Regions from separate parts of the Homo sapiens genome. Here regions 1, 2, 3 and 5 are each linked to region 4. The links are chromatin contacts, found by Hi-C or POLR2A ChIA-PET in ENCODE. All regions are on one chromosome and are shown on one strand. Each heading gives the region's core, a stretch centred on a gene start or an enhancer-like site at or near the end of the contact. The rest is flanking DNA. Distances are from core to core; before and after follow the strand shown.

Region 1 (2,700 bases), core at 201-2,700, 810 kb before region 4:
TTTTTTTTTTGAGATGGAGTCTTGCTCTATCACTCAGGCTGGAGTGCAGTGGCGCGATCTCGGCTCACAGCAACCTCAGCCTCCCAGGTTCAAACGGTTCTCCTGCCTCAGCCTCCCGCGTGGCTGGGATTACTGGGATTAAGGGCGTGCGCCACCACGCCCAGCTAATTTTAGTATTTTTAGTAGAGACGGGGTTTCACCATGTTGGCCAGGCTGGTCTTGAACTCCTGACCTCAGGTGATCCACCCGCCTCGGCCTCCCAAAGTGCTGGGACTACAGGCGTGAGCCACCGCGCCCAGCCTGCTGGGATTACAGGCGTGAGCCATCATTCTTTCTTTCTTTGGAGGTACACACTAACAGGATGAAAGCCACAGACTGTTTGTTTACAATAATACACACAAATGAAGCCAGTCCATGGACCTTCGGCTAACAACGTTAGGAAGGGCTTGACACCTGCTAGACGTTTCTGCCTCCACTCCACCTCACACTCAACCCTACTTGAAAGATCCCGGTACATTCCCACGATAACGTCTATACGTGGGTGTCTGTTTTCTTACCCGAGCTCCTCCAGGAGGATGCTAGTTTTGTGGGTGCTTCTCCCGGATCCCCATGCTTCCCCGATCACCGTTCCCGAGTGTGGCAGAATGAAACGTGAATGTCAGCCTGTGTAGGACACGATCAGACAGGTGACTTGGCAGCATGCACAGTGAGTAAACGCGGCACGATACTGAACCAAATAGAAACACAGGTTCCGGAAAGCAGAGAGTTAAGACCTCCCCAGCCTCCGGGCTCAAGGAGGACCTCAATAGTTCCACTAATCCTCACCCTCACCTCCGGCGCTCTCCAGCCGCCTTTCCCTCCTCCCGCTGCGTTACCAGCCTGCCCACCTCCCCGCACCCTTCCTTTCCCTGAAAGCTGTTCTGATTCTGCCAGCTGTTCTGATTCTGCGGAGTGGATGGGGTCGGCCCGGCAGCTCCTGGGTCAGGGACAGCCGTTCCCGCAGCCCCACCGAGGATTTCCTCCTGCGGTTCCAGGAAGACCCTCCGCCGGCCCCGGCACCCGATTCCCTACCCTCTCCGCTCAGGAGAGTCTCCCCCAGACTTAGAACGTGGGCCGCGGAAAACAAACCCGCCCTTGCAAGCTCCCCACAGAGCACCGTCCTCACCTCGGAAGACCTGAAAGCCCAGGCGGCCCCGGCGACAAGCCCCCCAGGGAAGCCCCCCAGGCCCCTGCCCAACCCCCGGCCAAGGAACCTCGTCAGGCCGTCTGCACCACTGCCGGATAGGTCCGCCTGTTTTAAAATATGTTACACGGATTCAACTCAAATACTTGTATGATATTATTATGACATAATTGAATTTATTTGAAACCTGGCTTGACTTTTATACCGTACCCTCCGTTGGCTGTGAACAGGCGAGCGCTTCTGCCACCCCAGGGGAGGTCCTTTCTCCCAGAAGCTCCTAGTCGCTCCTCCCGCTCCGAGCCCGCCTCTTCCCGTGGGCGGGGTTACCAGTCGGTGCGGTTGGGATGGTGCCACTGCGCAGCCGCGAGAGGGCGGTACCACGGCGGCAGCGACATGGGGGGGCGCGGAGCAGACGCCGGAAGTAGTGGTGGTACGGGTCCGACTGAGGGGTACTCGCCACCGGCTGCGTCCACCCGAGCGGCTGCGAGAGCCAAGGCCCGAGGGGGTGGGCGTGGCGGCCGCCGAAACACAACCCCCTCTGTTCCCTCTCTTCGCGGAGCGGCGCCGCGTAGCTTCCATCCGCCAGCTGCCATGAGCGAGCGCCTCCGTCCCAGGTGAGAGGGAAGGGACCCCCTTTCCATTCGTCGCCTGAGGATCTGGGAGATAGAGCCGAGGGGGCGCGCGAAATGGGGGTCGGAGCAAGAGTGGACCCGGCGGGGCTCCCTGTGGGGTGCACTGCGGGCCGGGGGAGGAGGGGAGAGGGATGCGCGAGTGATCGGATGCTTGGTTCCTGTGGGTAGCTGGAAGGTGACTCTCCGGGGTCCAGGTCTCCCGCCCCTCCATCTTTTTTCCCCCCTGTCTTTTCCTATTTGGAACGAAGTGTGATCGGTCCCGGAAGAGAGACGGTGGCCCTAAAGCTTTCCTGTCCTAAATTTAGGAGGGTGGGGGGATGGGATAAACGTCTCATCTTGGAGAGGGAGCCCCCAAAGGCTTTTGTGAGGGCACCGGGCGGGGAGCTGCCGGCTCCCCAAGGTCAGAAAGAAAGGTTGGGCTTAACCCCGCAGCAGGGAAAGATTCGGTTAGACCGAAGAACTTGTGCCCTGAACGGTTGTGAACACAGAAGGGCAGATGACCAAGGCGGGTTATGGATCTTCTCTTGACTGTGGCATTAAGAACAAGCTGGATTCTAAACTGTTTGGATTGCGGGGCCGTTTGACTCCGAAGGCGGGAGGAAAGATTTTATCGCGATGCACTCGCTACCTTCCCGAGGGAGCCTGGCCTCGGGACGCGGGTCTTAAATTAGGGGTTCTGTGCTTGACATGTACTACTAGAGTCCGGACTAAGTTGGGATTTCTTAATTTTTTTCTCTCTCTTAATTTCCTCTGCAAGAATGTGTGGAGGAGAAAGTTGGGAAAGGTTACCTCAGAATGCTCTTCCTGTTACGGTCTTTCCACAAGGATCCTTCTCTGAAATAATTATTTCATGTGATTGAAGTTCTCAAAAGTATTCTGAGTTTA
Region 2 (2,747 bases), core at 13-2,512, 740 kb before region 4:
CTCTGTGCGGCTAGAGCGAGAGCCCCCACTGGCAGGGTGACAAAAGCCCCTGAGGGCCACCGCGGCGCGTGAGCGCCTGGGAAAAGCCGGGGCGGTGCTGGCCTACGGGGTTGAGAAATGGAGGGGCGAGTGTCAGGACCGCGGAGCCGGTTGCTCCCGGCTGGCACAGAAAGTCCTCCTCCTGGCCATCCAACTCGCTGATCCTCAGAGCAAGGGTTTCCCAAAGAACTCTGTGCCATTTCCAGGAAGACGAGGCAAGAGCGGAGATTGTGGCGCCAGCACGCCCAGTATCGAAACGCACAGCAGGGGTGCCGGGTGTGGGGGGGGGGCGCTGAGGACAGAGACATCGGGGCGCAGAAGACAGTCGCTTGGGGGACTTGGCCAGCGGCTTTTGGGCACGGCCTATGCAGTGGTTTTTTCTCTCCAAACCTAGACAAACTGTCCTTTCTGTCCCGAGGTGGGGGACGGGGACGGATCCTAGATCGTTCAGCGTCTAGGGAGAGAAGCCCCTCTTTCTCCGCTCTGCGCCCGCCGCCTGCCTCTGGCAGGCTCGGATCTCCGGGTGCGCTCCCGCAGGAGCCCCAGCTGGCATCTCACGGCCTCGCTCCCCTCGCGCCAGGTCTCTTTTGTAGGGGGCTGGGAGAGAAGTTGTCACCCGTCGCAGCTACCTGAAATCTCGGGCTAAAGGGCACACGCCACGCACACGGGCATGAGGCTGCGAGGACACGTCCGTTCCAGCACACTCTACCCACAGCCCCCTTACTCAGGCAAGGGTACCCGTTGTCGTTCATTCCTACTACAATCACCCCAAAAGGCACAAGAGCGGAGAATCACGCACCGGGACCTAAGCTCAGGCACTCGGATGGGCACACCACCATCAGCGCAGATGCACACAGGTGCCCAAGTGCGCTTCTCGCTCCCTCCATCTCTCTTATCACACACACACACACACACACACACACACACACACACACACCCCTCACCTTTGCTTTTCCGCTGCAATCCGCTAGCTCCGGTCTCCGACACCCAGCGGCTGTCCCCGAGCCAGCTGGGCGCCGGGGCGCGCAGCAGCTTGGCTAGCGCCTGGCGCCGGACGTTTGGGGTTCCTGGCTCCTCGACCCTCTTGTGCCGGCTCCCGCTAGCCCCTCGCACGTAGAGAGCTCCCCTCGCCCGCAGACCCCCGGCGCCAAGCCTCAGACTGGGGCTCTGGGCGCTGGTGGTCTTGCGAGCGCGCGCGCATGGGTGGCTGCGCCGCTGGGACTGGCCCAGCCAGCCCGGGCCCCTCGGCACATTTCCCCACGCCCCCCTCCCGCTACGTCACAGCGGCTTCGCTCCGCCCCCCCAACCCCTCCTCCCGGGTCCTGCAGAAGGACAGGGGTGAGACCGGCTGAAACGCCTGCGGGTGGCCGCAGGCAGAGCTTACAGACAGCCGGGGAGCGGGGAGAGAGGGGACCCGCCTGCGGGGGCGTAAAAGGTTAAGCGTTTTCGGTCTCCTCAAGACTCATGGCAAGGACAAGCGCTATTTTCCCTCTGATTTCACAGAGTCGATTCCCTTCCACCCATATATTCTAGGCAGCTGGAGTGGCGGCCGGGGTGACCCAGACTTATACCGGGACCTCTGTGATTTCCTTAGCCAAACAAGTTAGCAAAGCTGTGTTTACCGTGGGCCAGCCCCGGGCGCAGGGCGCAGGGCCAGGCTAAGAGTAGGGAGAAAAAGGGCTCAGGGGATAGCGCTTCTCCATGCAGTTCCCAATGAGCGCAGGGAGTGTAAACCCGCACCTGGAGTCCAAGATTCAGTCCTAGGAGCCATCAGAGGGCCAGTGGACGTCGACTGGTCCCAGCTGTCCCTGCGTCCCACAGCTTGGAGGTGCAGCGGCCATACAGGTGGTCCCCTTGCTGTAGCCACGTCAGTCAGCACCTGCTGGTCTGACCCAGCACAGTCTCTCCTACATGCTGTGAGGGAGCAAAGGGGAGCAGGCAAGAAGTGGGAGTCGCATGGAGTTGCAGCTGTTTATTTTTGACTGTGATGATTCAGCCTCTTTTCCAATAGTTTAATAAGTCATAATCAATCCTGCAGCCTCCCCTTCCTCACCCTCCTCCAAGTACATAGGTATACACACACACACACACACACACACACACACACACCATCCTCAGTACAGTTTTAGAGGATGTGAAAACAGAAAGCAAACCCCAACTAGCTTTCTCTGTGAGCTGAGCTGCCTTGATTTGTCCATCCTATTATCTGATTTCCAATTCACCAGGGAAAAGTAAAAGTCCAGAAGCTGTGTGGCAGGTGGGGTGAGCCTTAGAGATAGATGAGTGACATGGAAAAGCAACCACCAGGTACAGCAGCAGCCAGCTCTCTCTTCTATCTGGGCCAAGCTGTATCTTGGGGTACCCACTGTGAGATGGGGATCAGGAGTTTCCATCTCTCTCTGAGACGTTGGTCATGATAGGGCTTAAATCTTGGCATCCTGGAGCTCAGGGTGAGATGGAAATTGAGCTGCAATTGCCTTAAGTTCCAGGAGTCAATCTGGGAGCCAGCATCTCTTTTAGACATGTGTATGCAAGTGGAAGGGCTGGGGTGGCTAGCTCACTGGAAGAGGGCTGTGTCTGCTCACCGTCAGTGGGAAGAGGGAGAGGCAGAGAGGTAATAGTAATATCAGGAGGGCATCGTGGAATTGTGCTCAGGGGAACTCGGCATCCTCTGGCCACACAGTTGCTACAATGCCTGTTGCCACCTC
Region 3 (2,700 bases), core at 128-2,627, 860 kb before region 4:
CTGGCCTGGCCCTCGGGTCTTCGGAGGACGTAGGGGGCTGGCATGGGTGCCGACTGGCTGCCTGACTTCATCATGCTCCCTGCACTTAGGCTGCGTGGGACAAGGGCTGTGTTGTCACAGCAGGAATAGGTTTTCCTCTGTTGGCCTCCCTTTCCTCCACCCTGGCCTCAAATGGATGCCAGATGCCAACCCCAGTTCTGGCCACGTACAGCCAGCGGGTCAGCCCAGAGGCAGCCTCAGCTCCAGGGCTAAGGACTCTCGGCTCCCATTTTCTCTGCTGGCGTTTCTGCTGTGCCCAGCAGTGGCTGCTGGGGAAGCAGCTGCAGCAGGAGGGAGACGGTCTTGCCTCTCAGCCCCTCCCTGCCCCACCCCAGCTCCTGCCCTGGAAATCTGGAGCCCCTTGGAGCTGAGCTGGACGGGGGGCCAGCTGCGAGCATGTGCACTAAACGCAGCCCTTTCCAGGGGAAGAGAACAGGATGGAGAATGGAAGGAAAGCCCCCCAGGCTTCGTGAATTGCAAGAAGGGACCCTTCCAGGATGACACTAGGAACAGGGCTAGGGCACTCGCTCAGTCCCTAGGGGCTTGTTTGTTCTTTATTATTGTGTTTAAATCCTTATAGAGCAATATCAGGATGGTGTTAATAGGTCTGCCTCAGAATGAGAATCAATCCTTTTAGAAAACCTTTATACTAAGCCTCCTCTTCAAAATTCACAGTGGCGATTAGCGGACTGGAGTCTGGTGGCGATTAGCGGACTGGAGTCTGGGGACATCCGTGGCAAAGACACCAGCTCAACTTTAGTGCTTCCCAACTTTATTTAGAATGACATGGGGTGGGTGTCTGGTGTGTGTGTTTTCCCTACGCACCTCCCATAGCTATTAACAACTGAGGAAGGCCAGTGCAGAATATTTTTGGAGAACGATTTTTTTTTTAAATAATATATCATTCCTATGGGGGGAAAGCCTTTTTTTTCTTTTTGGCTGAGTTATTCCCTCCCTCCCCTCAATACCCTCAGTACTGACTACTTCCCTTTCTTTTCTCAGGCCTCCCCCCACCGACTTTTGAGGCCAGGGTTGGCCAGATTTAGCAAAACCAAAACAGAGTGCTGAGTTAAACGCAAATTTCAGGTAAACAAAAGATAATTTTCTAGCATTAATATGCCCCACGCAATATTTGGAACACTTATGTGAAAAATGATTTGTTTTTCTGAAATTCACGTTTCTCTCTGAGTCCTGTAACTGTCCCCGAGGGGATTGAGCAGAAGCTCGGGTATGAGCCCTGAGGTTGACTGCCGGTTATTTTTCTGTCCTGGGAACAGCCTGACCCACCTCCCTGTCTCCATGTAGCCAGTGAGGGGAGGGGGAGACACAGAACCAACCACAGCCAGGGGCGTCCCCATGGCGACTGTGGCCCGGCCCCTCCTCTCTTGCCTGACTCTCCTCTCTTGCCTGACTCTAGACACTAACTTAGTTCCAGGTTCGGTGCCCTGTTGGTGCTCCTGTTTCCAATAGCTTAGGTCCCATGGTGGGGGAGGAACCTCAGGGGCTATGCAGCCCCCGCCAGCTGCCCTCGAATCCCGTCCAGGCCAATTCCAGATTCTAAACTGATTTTTTTCATGATATTGTCAAAACAGTGAGGAAACATTAAAAAAAAAGCCCTAAAGCACGCCTGGTGTCTGTCTCTGCTTTTTGGGAGGGCTATTTCAGGATGGGGGTGGGGTCTGGACCCAGGTCCTAGAGCTGTCCAGGGGGGCCTGAGGTGGCTTCTGTCTCTCTGTCCGTGAGGACCCGCCCTTCCTGCGATGCTGTCTGCCTGGGCAGGCCCCTTCAGAGTCTGGGGACTCAGGTGTCCCTAACTGCCATCTCTTGGAAGCCCTTGGCACTTGGTCGCTTAGCTGTTCTGTGCCTCCCTCTCCTGCTCTGTAAAATGGGTATCCTGCCACTCTTAGAGGGTTGAGGCACAGAAACAGTGACATGGGCTTTTTGTGGGGGAGGGGGTTGGTTTTTTGTTTTTTTTTGTTTTTTTTTTTTGTTGTTGTTGTTTTGTTTTTTTTGAGATGGAGTCTCACTCTGTCGCCCAGGTTGGAGTGCAGGGGTGTGATCTCAGCTCACTGCAACCTCCGCTTCCTAGGTGCAAGCGATTCTCCTGCCTCAGCCTCCCAACTAGCTAGGATTACAGGCGTGCGCCACTACACCCAGCTAATTTTTGTATTTTTAGTAGATACTGGGTTTCACCATGTTGGCCAGGTTGGTCTCCAACTCCTGACCTCAAGTGATCCGCCCACCTTGGCTTCCCAAAATGCTGGGATTACAGGTGTGAGCCACCGTGCCGGTCGACATGGGCTTTTTATACAGTTGTGATTAGGATGAGAGTGACTGTGTTCTCCCCAGCCCCCTGGTGTCCTGGTGCACGGAACTGTCACCACCAGAAAGTGGCTGGCCCTGAAGGCAGTTTCTGCATGATGCTGGGAGCGGGGCTACCACCTCCTCTTTCCCCTTTTACCGTTAAGCCTGGAAAATCAGCTTACAAGTGGCAGGTCCTCAGTTCAACCTCACTTCTCAGGGAGATAGAAGCTCCACATCCCCATTTTCCAGATGGAGAAAGATGATCAGATAAGCCTCGAGGCCGCCTTCTCTAATGCCCAGAATTCATTCAAAACTCCTGCCCTTCTCACCCCACCACTCCTGGGCACATCAAAACCT
Region 4 (2,832 bases), core at 53-2,552:
CAGGGTGTCACGTTTCCCACCACACCCGGGGCTCAGCCTCTGCTGTCATTTCTCCTCCTTGGTTTTCATCTTCTAAGGGAAGAAATAGTGTCATCTTTTCTCAACCTGTCAGTCTCACACCTGCCTGGAGCCCCTGGCAGTGAGACACCCAGTGCTGTTTAATCTGATGTCATCTCTGTTGATTGTCTGTTTTAGAAACCAGGTAGCAAGAGGGACTTTCTGAGGATTAAAAAAAAAAAAGTAAATCCCCAAACTATTTCGGGGAGGTTTTTTTTTTTTTAACCTCCTGTTTTTTAGTTTCATTATTTCTTTTTCTCTTACATACACTCTTTTTTAATTAAGAAAAATTAATTTTTTAAATTAAAAAAGACCAAATGCACCCCTTGGGTTGAGGAGTTATGAGAGCAATGTTTAGGGTAAAGGTCAAAGGTGAGATGGATGTCACTGGGTCTTGGGCATGGGTACCCACCTGCTGGCAAACATAAGAGAGGCCATACGAGAGTGGGGAAAGAAGGGTTACTGAAAAATGCATATGAGCTTGTTTTCTCTAATGATGTTTATTTGTTGTCTATCAGGAGATTAGTCCTGAGAGACTGACACCAGAGCCACCTGACGAATGTGGGTGCTCAGAGCCTTGGACTCGATGACCTACCTCTCCTGCCTCCCACCTGACTCCTGAAGTAGGGGAGTGTATTAACAGTCACAGGCCTCAGTTTACCTGCTTTCAGCCTCTGCCCTTCCCGAGAGGGTTGAAGCTGACTTGCTGCATCGCAGTTTTGTCCTTTAGTTCATCAGCTCTGGAACTTTCCACTTCTGGTGTTTTTGGTTTCCAAACAGAGGATTGAGGACGTATGAGAGCAATGTTTAGAGTAAGGTCAAAGATGAGGTGGATCTAACTGGGCCTTGGGCATGGGCGCCTACCTGTCAGACTCTGTCCTTCTCAGACAGCTGCCCAGGCAGGAGCTGCCTCTTGGGACAGTGAGTGGGCCATCTCCATTGAGAGAGTAGGGGGACAAAGGGAAAAGGCAGGGACTGGGTCACTCCTGGGGATGCTGTTTGACATAGACCATGAGGGTCAGCCCCACTGGGCCTGGCTGACCTGGTAGATGGGTAGGTCTAGGGTATGAACATGGATATTAGTTGGCCAGGGTGTGAGAACTTGTGTGAAAGGGTCGGCCCCTGGGTGACTCAGTCTCCTAGCAAACTATAAAAGGGAAGTGACTCATTTCCAGCCCTGAACAAGAACTCCTAAGGCTAGGCCGCCAGCACCTGTCTGGGACGTGGTTAGTTATTAACGCTGCCAGTAAGAGTGTCATGGGAACCAAACGCAGGCCTAGATGCCTGGAGGCAACTTGGCTTTTCACAGCTTGCAACTGTCCACTCACCTTCCCTTGCTGTGGCTCCTCTCTGCCTGACCCCAAATGCAGAGGAGCCCCTTGAACTCTTAGTTGCTGGTGGCTCCCCAGGTGCCTCTTGAGGGTGCAAATTCCACAGGGGTTGGGGAAGGGGGAAAAAGAAATGGGTTGGTCAGGGGAAATCACAACTTTTTTTTCTTTTTTTGTCCTGTTTAGAAGATCAGGTTCAAGTTGCCAGCCAGACTCTGGGCTTCCAGGAGGAGTGGGCTGTGGATGGCCTGGCCTCATTTGCATGTCCCTCTCCTCCCGGCCCTGCAGGTGCCACCTCCTGAGTCCTGGTTCCTGCGGCTCCGTCGAATCTGCAGTGAAGGCCTTTGGGAAGCGTGGGTTATGTGGGTCCAGGGGTCCCATCCTCCCGTGGAGGCCCTTGACCTGAGGATCACTAACTCACACCCCACCGACTTCCGGCCCCCAACAAGGGCAGTGTTCCTCTTGCTCCATTCTGCTCTGAAGTCCCCCAAACCGCTTCCTGGGGCTGCTTAGTGAAATACAAGGCTCATCTCTGAGGACCTCTACAGGGCTGGTGAGTTGAGCCAGGAGTTCAAATCTGCTCTGCCTTCTCCTTTCTTTCTCCACGTCTGGAAAAGTACAGAATGGGCAGCTTCTCCTCTCAGATCCCAAAAGGCATGTTTTACTGCTCCTGGGGGAGGCTCAGCCTGGGCACAAGCTATGTCTACTCCTGCCAGGGCCCTGCCCCTCCACTTCCAAACTGTCAAGCAGGAGGAGGGAGGATGATTGAACAGAAAGACACAGGAGTTTTAGTGAGTCAGGCTCCCCAGTGTCCAAAAAGGGACCCAGGGCCCAGGGGGAAGAGACATCCCTGGTATTTGTTGCCACCTTTGTAAAACCCTCAAGTGCTGGCAGGCAGCACAGAGGGAGTGGCGATGCCACTTGCCTGCCTAGTCTATGGGAGGAATTGGGACATGTGCTCCCTGGGTGGCCCTGAGCAAGCCATCGAACTGCTCCCCCAGAGTTTTCCCCATCTGTAAAGTGGGAATAATAACAACACCTGTCCTGCTTACTTGACAGGGTTTATGTGAGGCCGGCTGAGATCACTGAGCATGTGACAGGGCTTTGGGAGTGGTTAAGGGCCACCCAGATCGGGGTTGAGGCACCGGGGTGCTTATGGTGATTAGCAGCAGAGCAAGGCCTGAGGTCTGTGCTCCCCAGGGAGGGTGGCTTTACAGGCACCCACCTGCGGCTTAAGAGCTTCTTGGGCCTCCCACGGCTGATAAATCACCACCGGGTGGGTGTGCTTTGTCTGGGCTCCAGCATGAGCAGACAGCCTGCCCTTGGCAGCTGCAGAGAGCAGCTCCTCTGCCTTCTCTCCCTTTCTTAGTGGGTTGGGCAGGCGCAAAAATAGATCCCAGAACCCCATCTCTTAGGTTTTGCCAAGGGACCCTCCAACTGCTCATCT
Region 5 (2,812 bases), core at 143-2,642, 1.0 Mb after region 4:
TGTGCCAGTGTACCATGTTATTATATATTTGTCCATGAAAGTGCCCAGGAAATGAGTTTGCAGTCATGACATTTTGGTGTTGCACAGAATTGCCATCGTAAAAGCCCTGGTACCCACTGCTAAGGCAGCAACCTACCTTGAACCCAAGGCTAACACTTGACTGACTAGAATAAGATATTGAATTGATGTGAGCAGAGATTTTGCTTCACCAATGCATCCTTGACTCTTAAAGTTTATTACAGAATATGTCTCCAAAACATTCATAGACCCTTAAGTTTTAAAGATGAAAACAAGAACTCAATGATTAGGGACCATTAAATCAAAAGAAAAATAGAGCATTTATATAGAAGACAACAGTTTATTTAAAATGTAAGGTACTTTGTATCCACCTAAAAGAACAAGGAAGCATTATACAACTTCACCCTTTTGCATTTAAGGATGACTGTAACCAGAAGTTCATTCATGTCACCCTCTTACATCAGATGGAAACCAATCTTTAGCTAAATTAGTACTCATTTCTCCATAATTCTCTATTTAATTTTGTTTTCCAAAAGACTATTGAGCATTATACTAATGAATAGACTTCCAAAAGTGCTCAGTCCAAATGAGATAAACATTATTGTGATCTCTTAAATTGAATTCAATGAAATTGAAATATTGACAATCACTGTATCTGAGAGTCAGATATGAAATTATCCCCTAAGTCACTTATCTCTTGATTACAACCTTCTGGACTTAGGTTTTCTCTGTCTCAGTCAGAATGTAAGAGAGAAATCGTTACTGCATTTGATTCGCTAGATTAATCTAGGAATAGCAGCTGACCTCCCTCAAATCCATCATAAAGCACTGGCAAACAATAGTGTGTTTCTCAGGTGGGGATTGATGCCAACTCCCTGCCCTTTATTTCTCTTAAGAGTAGTGAAAACTTTTAGGTTTTAGGTTTTGAATTGCCTATGAAAAGGGCATTGGAAATGTAAACATAAACGTTTTTGCAGAAGCCCAGTTGGTCCAGGAAGCCTTTAATTTGCTGACACTGACACTAGCCTATTGGTGGCTGAACCTGCAGAAAGTAGATATTATCCTTTAAAATGTCATGGTGCAGACTGGCTGACAGTTTTTTGTCAGTCAATCCAATCACCTAAATCACTTCTTTGTATCTGATCCTGGGAAAAAAAAATAGTAGTAAGCGAATTACAGAGGATGTGGTTATTGTGAGATAATCAACCCCCTGGGGAGATCAGACACACCTGTGTTACTCTATCTTATGCCTGGGAGAGTGACTAAGGCAGAAAAATTGCACCCTATTTCCTTTACCCCATCACATGTTAATACAGCATTAACCACTAGCCTTTAAATACATCTCCTGATAAAATCAGCGCATATTGCAGACATGACTGTCGTCCACAAGGAGAAGTGGCAAATCACACAGGAAGCTGTAGACTGTTCTTATTTCTCCAGCAAGGATTCACAGATAAAAAGTGATTGCAAAAGCAGTGTCTGCTGAGAATGAAGGCCATAGCTGGGTCCTCTGGGATTTACCCTGCAAGTTGCACCTGCCCCAGCCGGGACAGGCCACCTTAGGGACAGAATCTTCCTCTTCTCAGTCACTGGGTTAGTGCATATAAAATCACTCTGCATGACAGGAAAGACAAGAGTTCTCTTTATTTCCTTTGGGTCCAAACCTGTTTTGCCTAGGAGCCTTCGGTCATGAACAACTTTTCTGCCAGGTGAAATGGAGTGTTTACAGACATGGGAAAAAAATTTAAAACAAGAAATTTTTATATCCCTTTTCTACACTATATGCATTTCATTGCCCCCGACTTCTCAGGCTATATGCTAGAAATCTCACATATGAAGGAAAACTAGTTAAAACAAAACCAATCCCGCCCATCTTGATTTCAATGTGGAAAAAATCTTTCCACGTGGGTTAGTTATAAAATAGAAGTTAAAGAGCCGCACCAAGTGAACCTTATGTGCGCAGAGGATTTGGGGGATTCCCGCTCATTCCCTTATTCCTATGGAGAAGGCAGCATTTTACATATCTGCTTTCGTTGCCAGCCAAAGTGAGTTTGCCACTGAGGTGGTCTGTGCTTTATGTGCAATAACTGATCCTTGGATGTATGCTTAAGTCTGAAATAGATTTCCACAAAATTGCAAAACAGTTAATGCAATAGAATGTAAGGAAATGAGTATCCTTTCATGGATTATGAAATTTCGTGGTGATTTTAAAATCATTTTGATGTCCATCCTGGCTGAAGGTAGAGGTTAAAATGCACAAAAGTTGCAGGTGGACTTTATAATGCAAATATCATCTGGGAGATGAGTGAGAACGTCTTAGAAGATGATTCCTGAGGAGTTAAGTCAAAAGACATTTGAGAGAGGATTCCTGGAGGGAAAAGAGCAAATTGTTCTTTTAGTTAATGCACTAATTTTCCCCTCAAAATGGTGTGTGAGTGCTGTGATTTCCCTCATATCATCTCCAGTAATAAGTATTACTAGACCTTTTATTTTATTTTTCAGTCTAAGAAGTGTGAAGTGATATCTTGTGCTATTTTGTATCTTTCTAATTATTAGAGTATGTGAGCATTTTCTGTGTTTTTTTTTTTTTTTTTTTTTTTTTTTTTGAGGTGGAGTCTTGCTCTGTCACCCAGGCTGGAGTGCAGTGGCGCGGTCTCAGCTCACTGCAAGCTCCGCCTTCCAGGTTCACGCCATTCTCCTGTCTCAGCCTCCCCGGTAGCTGGGACTACAGGCGCCTGCTACCACGCCCGGCTAATTTTTTGTATTTTTAGTAGAGACAGGGTTTCACCATGTT

What was found. Hi-C counts contacts between places; a loop is a spot of excess contacts on that map. ChIA-PET counts read pairs that join two places held with the same protein, here RNA polymerase II (POLR2A). Pooled maps may share reads with other maps.
Region 1: a map with no recorded cell type shows a loop between it and region 4 (10-fold over the local background). The contact joins the promoter of MTNAP1 here to the enhancer-like site in region 4. A Hi-C loop is called at or near these places in 8 of 37 single-sample maps with no recorded cell type and 5 of 50 pooled maps.
Region 2: a map with no recorded cell type shows a loop between it and region 4 (10-fold over the local background). The contact joins the promoter of SSTR2 here to the enhancer-like site in region 4. A Hi-C loop is called at or near these places in 9 of 37 single-sample maps with no recorded cell type and 5 of 50 pooled maps.
Region 3: a pooled map shows a loop between it and region 4 (4-fold over the local background). The contact joins two enhancer-like sites. A Hi-C loop is called at or near these places in 4 of 37 single-sample maps with no recorded cell type and 4 of 50 pooled maps.
Region 5: a loop to region 4 is called in a map of PC-9, with 24 times the contacts of the local background. The contact joins two enhancer-like sites. A Hi-C loop is called at or near these places in 1 of 168 maps with a recorded cell type or tissue (PC-9) and 2 of 50 pooled maps. POLR2A ChIA-PET finds 5 or more read pairs at or near these places in 1 of 52 experiments (AG04450).

Annotation. Positions count from the first base shown.
Region 1 is chr17:73,231,183-73,233,882 of GRCh38, reverse strand. It overlaps MTNAP1 (mitochondrial nucleoid associated protein 1), which reads right to left and starts at 1,450. Exons shown (of 6, transcript NM_001351264.2): 1 at 1,394-1,450; 2 at 558-663. It overlaps VCF1 (VCP nuclear cofactor family member 1), which reads left to right and starts at 1,489. Exons shown (of 4, transcript NM_001098832.2): 1 at 1,489-1,797. The coding sequence starts at 1,577. RefSeq lists an enhancer at 1,996-2,700.
Region 2 is chr17:73,163,525-73,166,271 of GRCh38, reverse strand. It overlaps SSTR2 (somatostatin receptor 2), which reads right to left and starts at 1,262. Exons shown (of 2, transcript NM_001050.3): 1 at 984-1,262. RefSeq lists a silencer at 1,008-1,347 and an enhancer at 1,888-2,137.
Region 3 is chr17:73,282,587-73,285,286 of GRCh38, reverse strand. It overlaps CDC42EP4 (CDC42 effector protein 4), which reads left to right. Exons shown (of 2, transcript NM_012121.5): 2 at 1-1,663. Among named protein-coding and RNA genes, the nearest start is that of CPSF4L, 22 kb to the right of the region's middle. RefSeq lists an enhancer at 1-540. Within about 2 kb of position 1,377, at least 10 of the 41 ENCODE cell types and tissues checked have a DNase peak (open chromatin) inside an H3K27ac peak, as active enhancers do.
Region 4 is chr17:72,419,806-72,422,637 of GRCh38, reverse strand. It overlaps LINC00673 (long intergenic non-protein coding RNA 673), which reads left to right. Exons shown (of 4, transcript NR_152516.1): 3 at 1,572-1,938. Among named protein-coding and RNA genes, the nearest start is that of LINC02003, 78 kb to the right of the region's middle. RefSeq lists enhancers at 1-248, 862-991, 1,042-1,101, 492-1,691. Within about 2 kb of position 1,302, at least 15 of the 41 ENCODE cell types and tissues checked have a DNase peak (open chromatin) inside an H3K27ac peak, as active enhancers do; they include PC-9, where a contact is called at or near this core.
Region 5 is chr17:71,422,816-71,425,627 of GRCh38, reverse strand. No RefSeq gene overlaps it. Among named protein-coding and RNA genes, the nearest start is that of CASC17, 220 kb to the right of the region's middle. Within about 2 kb of position 1,392, at least 5 of the 41 ENCODE cell types and tissues checked have a DNase peak (open chromatin) inside an H3K27ac peak, as active enhancers do; they include PC-9, where a contact is called at or near this core.